2 separate regions of the Homo sapiens genome follow, and region 2 is linked to region 1. A link is a loop called in an ENCODE intact Hi-C map of the cell type or tissue named here. Cell type or tissue: Calu3. All regions are shown on one strand. Each heading gives the region's core, and the rest is flanking DNA. Links, peaks and the distances in the headings are about the cores only.

What was found. Peaks named below come from ENCODE experiments on the same cell type or tissue, not always from the same donor. Only the 100,000 strongest peaks of a DNase experiment are listed, where the experiment ranks them.
Region 2: a loop joins it to region 1, with 5 times the contacts of the local background. A loop is called at or near these places in 28 of 110 quality-filtered maps.

The regions. Positions count from the first base shown.
Region 1 is chr11:35,144,105-35,147,021 of GRCh38, reverse strand. All of the region lies in intron 1 of CD44 (CD44 molecule (IN blood group)), which reads right to left. Among named protein-coding and RNA genes, the nearest start is that of CD44, 6.4 kb to the right of the region's middle. RefSeq lists an enhancer at 2,452-2,511 and a silencer at 2,682-2,731. In Calu3, for the core only: no CTCF peak of the experiment used is centred there; DNase peaks (open chromatin) are centred at 841 and 1,561.
Region 2 is chr11:35,008,434-35,011,350 of GRCh38, reverse strand. It overlaps LOC105376626 (a long non-coding RNA gene), which reads left to right. Exons shown (of 4, transcript XR_001748180.2): 4 at 1-2,917. Among named protein-coding and RNA genes, the nearest start is that of MIR1343, 68 kb to the right of the region's middle. In Calu3, for the core only: no CTCF peak of the experiment used is centred there; DNase peaks (open chromatin) are centred at 1,150 and 1,850.

The DNA of each region.
Region 1 (2,917 bases), core at 154-2,653:
TATCCTCAACTTTCCATCACATGGAAGAGAGTAGAGCTTCTATTCAGAGATCAGAATGAATGAGTCAACTCAGAATATGCATTGGCAGAAGTTTCCATTACAACTTCCTCCTCCTTCATTTTTGCAATTCTAACCCCTTCCTCTGACATCATGTTTAAAAGCTCAGTGGATGTTATGACCTCACCCACAACTAGATTCCCAAATGAAGTTTTTGAAAACAACTACAGTACTTCCAGGTACAATCGTCTGGATTTCTAGGGTGCCTCGATATCTTAATATACCAAGAGAAGCACTCTAACATAGTGACAAAGAGCATGAACTCTGTAGCCAGATGTGAGTTTGAATCCCAGCGCCATCACTTATCAGCTGCATGGCCTTGGGCAAGCTACTTAAATTCTCTGTGCCTCAGTTTCCTCATATGTAAAAGACAGATAATAACAGCACCACCTTCATGAAGTCAGTGTTTGGATTAAACAAGGCAGTATATAGGAAACAATTAGAATGGCGCTGGTACATGGTCAACACTCTGTAAGTGTTTGCTATTATTACTAATAGTGGTGAGGGTTCTCAGAAACATAGAACTTGTGCAAAGATGCAAACAGAAAAAGCGTAAGAGCTCTCAAAAACAAATGAACTTTCAGGCACTGCGAAGGAGACTTGCAATGCCACAACAGCAGATGCTCAAAATGACTGGTCTATGTGAATAATCTCTTCCCTCAACCCCGGAGTTTTGCAATTAACCTTTACTTTTAAAAGCTGAAGACCTGAAAGTTTCTGGGACCTGAGTTTTGCAAATCACCTCCTTGGTGACTCAGTCCCTCCCCACCCACCTGAGATCTGTCTGCCCACACTTGCACTTCGCAGGGACACTTACCTCAGGAGGACACACCCAGGCAGCCAGTGCAACTCAAACTCGGGGAGATCTGGCTCTGTGAGTTTCCATCGTTCCCCACCCCCACAAGACCCACCCCCTCATTCTGTGTTTGTCTCCCTGTCTCTCAGGTCTAGCTGGGCAGACAATCTTTGGGAAGACAAAACCTGCCCCAGTTATGGGTAATTTCTGACATCACAAGCTCTGTGGAGAGGAGACACCGTTTGCCATTGCCAAAGTGGCTCCCCGTCGGATGTCAGGATTCCCTACGGATTTGCCCCCGAAGAAGCTATGGTAGTATCTGGTCAGATGACAGCTTGATAATTGCCCAAAGAGACCGACAGAGAAGGCAAGAATCTCCCGCATCTCCCATATAGTACTTCTACTTCTCTCCTCTGCCACCACCTTCCAGAAGCAGACATGGGGGTTGGAGGAGTGTGGGCCTCTCACCCAAGGATCTCAACCTCGTATCAGTATCTCCAAAATAACTAGAACCCCAAGGTGGCTGCTGCTGGGGAGTGTTTTTGTTTTGAGGCTTAAATTTGGGGTTGGTGTCCTCATCTCACTGGCTCCCACTCCCTTCTCAGCCCAACTATCTAGTAACCCTGTCTTTAGCCAGATGTCCCCAGCGGTCACAGCAGGCAGCCACCAAAGCCGCAAACAAACAGATGGGTGAGCTCACTGTTTGGGGTAGACCAAACATGAGGCCTGTGGTGGGCAGTCAGCCAGCCAAGTCAGCCCTGTCCTGAGCAACACAGCCATCACCATGGTTCTCACTTACACATAAATGTATTTGCACCTTAGCCCATACTGACAGCATGCTTCCATATATATAGATATCATGACTTTTATATTCTAGACATTCATTGCAGTTCAACAGTTATGGGTCAATATTACTGGGATCTGGGCCCACAAAAATGAATGTGACATGATCCCTGTTATCAGGGGACTCCCCCAGTGCTGCAGAAGACAGGAGAAGATACATTGGAATTTGTTTTGTTGTGGTTATTTTCCCCTTTAAGGGGCATGAAAGTCTTTAGCATTCTTTGGCATCACCAATTCCCACCACACACATAGATCCTTCAGGCATGTACTTATAGGCATACCTGCAATGTGCATATGTCCACATCCAGCAAACAAGAATCAAACATGTGGCTTATCTTGGTACGTCACCCAGTGGGGCAATTGAGCAATGGAGAGGGGAGGAATATGAAATACTTACCTCCAAAGTACACATGTCCTGAATCAAACATTAATTTAATTGACACCATCCTAGTTAAGGAGTTGTAAAGATGTGAATTTCTTTATGCAAAAAGCATTTTTAAAAAGTGTTTGACTTTCAATTACATTAAGTCATGTATTTATTTGTGGAAAAATATATAAACATTTAGTCAAAATATGCACTAGACATCAATTGGTAGAGTGTTTGCATATTTGAGATCCTGACTCTCCCAGAAAATCTGGAACGCACAATGACTGTATCCATGCCTGGCCAGACTCCAGAACCACAAACTTTAGAAAGCACCCCTTCCGGTTTACTCTGGCAAGTTGGGCTTGCCTCGCAAACCCAGTTGGGCAGCTGTGGGGGGTACACTTAAAAAAAATTCAACCTGCTAAGTGAGTGAAAAGTGGGATTCAAATTTAAGGTAGAAGGTATCAACCTACCCTGCCATTCTAAAGAACGCCTACAACCTTCCCATTAAAGCAGGGACACAAAGGAAATTGAGTCATCGGTTTCTTGCTGTGCAAACCCCAGAATTTCTCTCTGAGGCAGAAAAAGATCCCCTTTGAAAACTACACGGTGCCTGGTAGCATCTGCCACCTGCTTCAGCTCATTCTTTCGCAAGAACCACTTCCCTTTCAGGCTCTTCGGTGGAGTGACCTAAAGCGAAGGTGCCGGGGAAGCACAATTGCAGTTACTCTCTTATCCCCAGCCCCAGCCCCAGCCAGGAGGCAGTGCTGAGGAGGCCCAGGTGATCTCCAACCACCTCCTCTCCATCAGGGGACCCCAGCCTTGAAGCATCTGACACTGCAGGTGGATCCGAA
Region 2 (2,917 bases), core at 297-2,796, 140 kb after region 1:
ATAATATTATCTAACACTTAAGCACTTGATGTGTATTAACTCATTTAATCCTTCAATAACCATATGAGGTAGGTATTATAATTATTACCCCTATATTTTAGATGAGAAAAGAAGAAATAGAGAGAGGTTGAGTAACTTGACCCATTATCCAGTAGTTTTAAGGCTGGGGTTTGTATTTTTAACCACCATATGCAGGATAATGGGCAGATCTGAGGACTAAGCTTCCTTGACGTTTGCATGCTTAGAAGGTTACAGAGGGAGTGTGAGAATCACAGTTAATCTGCAAATCAATGGTATATACCGAAAATCAGGACAGGGGCCAGAGTGTCCTCACTGTTACCTGTTGGATTCCCTTGGCATTATTTAGTGCACAACATTACCATAGGAAAATCACAAGCACTTTTATGGCAATGGTGTAAATTAGGAGGATTCTGACAGTAAAGCCCAGAGTCATTCCAAGATAAAACGATCAGTTTGGGATCTCTTGGCCACCTACTGACCTGTCAGTGTATTGAGGCAGTTTGGGGTAGGAAGTATGTCAAATGATACTGGAGGAGGGAATACAAGAGGCCGGGCAGAGAGTGACTTATTTATTAATTATCTATTTATTTATTTTTGGTTGAGGCAGAGTCTCGCTATGTTGCCTAGGCTGGTCTCGAACTCCCACCTTGGCTCCCAAAGTGCTGGGATTACAGGTGTGAGCCACCATGCCCAGCCCCAGAGAGTGACTCTTGACTAGTTTGGAGAAATAAACTGACTTCAAGGGTCTTCAAAACACAGCCACTTGGAGGTCCTGACTGCCCTTTTCTGATCTCCAGCATGAGCCTCTGCAGAAGCAAGTGCCTTTCACTGAGTCTGACCCTAGCTGAGTGAGATCTTTGCAGAGGAAAGGACAACATGCTTATTTTTTTTAAATGGGCCCATAAGAACCCCGAAACCAAACAAGAAAATCAGGAAAGTTTCTTGTTAGTCTACTACAGACAGGTAGTGATGAGAACTTGGAATACTATCTAGATTCTGAGCTCATTGCTCTAGGGCCCAGGGTCCCAAATGGTGCCTCTTTTCAATGCTTATTTACCATAGTTTCATAGAAACATGACCAAGTGTCAGTTAGTTCTTTACCCTTCGGGTTTTTTCCATCATTAATCCTCTTGGCACAGGGTGGGGCTGAGCTGGGAACAATATCATATAACTCTAGTTGCAGCTGTCCTTATGCAAACCAGCATATCCGCAAGTTACCATGACCTTTTGGGGGAAACCAACATAACAGTGCTGGTGGACACAGCTTCAGGCTGCTAGAGGTCACTGATATGTACCATTGCAACTTGGAAGGAATTCCATATATTGATACTTTCTTTGATTCTATCAACCAAACGGCTTTGTGGGGCACATGCTATAGTACTGAATGAAATACCTTTCTTTCCCTTGAGCCAAAAGCACATAATAAGCTATAGATTCTTTGCTGCTATGCCATTGATTTACCTACTGTACTTTGTAACCCAGGAGGGCTATGAATCATCCTTCCTAATTTCAGCTTCACAAAACAGGTTGCTTTTAATACAATCTCTTCTTTATCTAGATTTATTTGTTCTGAACCCTAACACATTCTTAGGGCATTATTTCTTACTGAAGACAACTCTCCCTTAGTGTTTGTTTAATGGTAATTTTTTATTCAAGTTCTTCCTGGGTGTCCGCTTGCCCTTTAATTTTCTTTTTCACAGTGCTTTATATTCCTAGGAATACCTGAGTCACAAGTGGTCAGATTGCCAGCATTCAGCAATCCCAGGCAGGGGGCAGATTTTATTGCCTTTCTCTCTTCTCCTCCACGGGTTGCTCAACAGTGTTAACATTCTGATTTCTTTTAGGAGTGGAGCTCCAAGATAATCTCTTACCCTGCCCTTCTTACTCATTAACTTTAATTTCCAAAAAATGCCGCCGATACCATTCAAACACTAGTTCAGGAATTACCACGTGCTGGGCACTGTACTGGGTGCTGGAGATACTGAGAAGAAGAAACATGATCTGTTCTCAGGAAGCTCACAATATGGTGAATGTGATAATTAAGGTCATGATTAAACAAAGCAGGAAGTACTCCAAGAAAGGTGAGCAAGGCATTACAGGTATGCAGAGGATTGCTTGACCCAACCTGGAAGAATCCAGAAAAACTCATCCAAGGCTGGGCACAGTAGCTCATGCCTGTAATCCCAGCACTTTGGGAGGCTGAGGTGGGCGGATTGCCTGAGGTCAGGAGTTCAAGACCAGCCTGGCTAACATGGTGAAAACCCATCTCTACTAAAAATACCAAAAAATTAGCCAGTTATGTTGGCGTACGCCTGCAGTCTCAGCTACTCGGGAGGCTGAGGCAGGAGAATCGCTTGAACCCCCCGGGAGGTGGAGGTTGCACCGAGCCAAGATCATGCCATGCACTCCAGTCTGGGCAACAGAGGGAGACTCTGTCTCAAACAAAACCCATCCAAGAGCCAAGAAGAGGTTATGCTTGACCTGAACCTTAAAATACAAGTAGCTGTCATTTTGGGGGAGTCCAAACAATGGATGGGTTGATGTGGATACAGCAAAGGACATAATTAAAGAGTCATGGCCAGATCATGAAGGATTTTGTTCCTCGGGCTAAGAAATTTTAGCTTTACCTTAAAGTAGAGGAGCTACCAATTCCGAGCTACAGCGAGGAATCGTAATATAGCATTGTATCATGTATGAAAGGACAAAATTCATGCTACTTTCCTAAAAGTAAGATTCTGTGTCCCCGTTTGCTTCATCTAATATTGCTTCTTGGCCCCAGCAATAGCACACAGAGCACCGGAAAACTAGTTCAGGCTTATCACCAATTCCTGAAGCCAGTCTACCTCTCCAGGACACTTAGAGCCATGACCTTCTCCAAGCTCTCCAAGATCGCTGT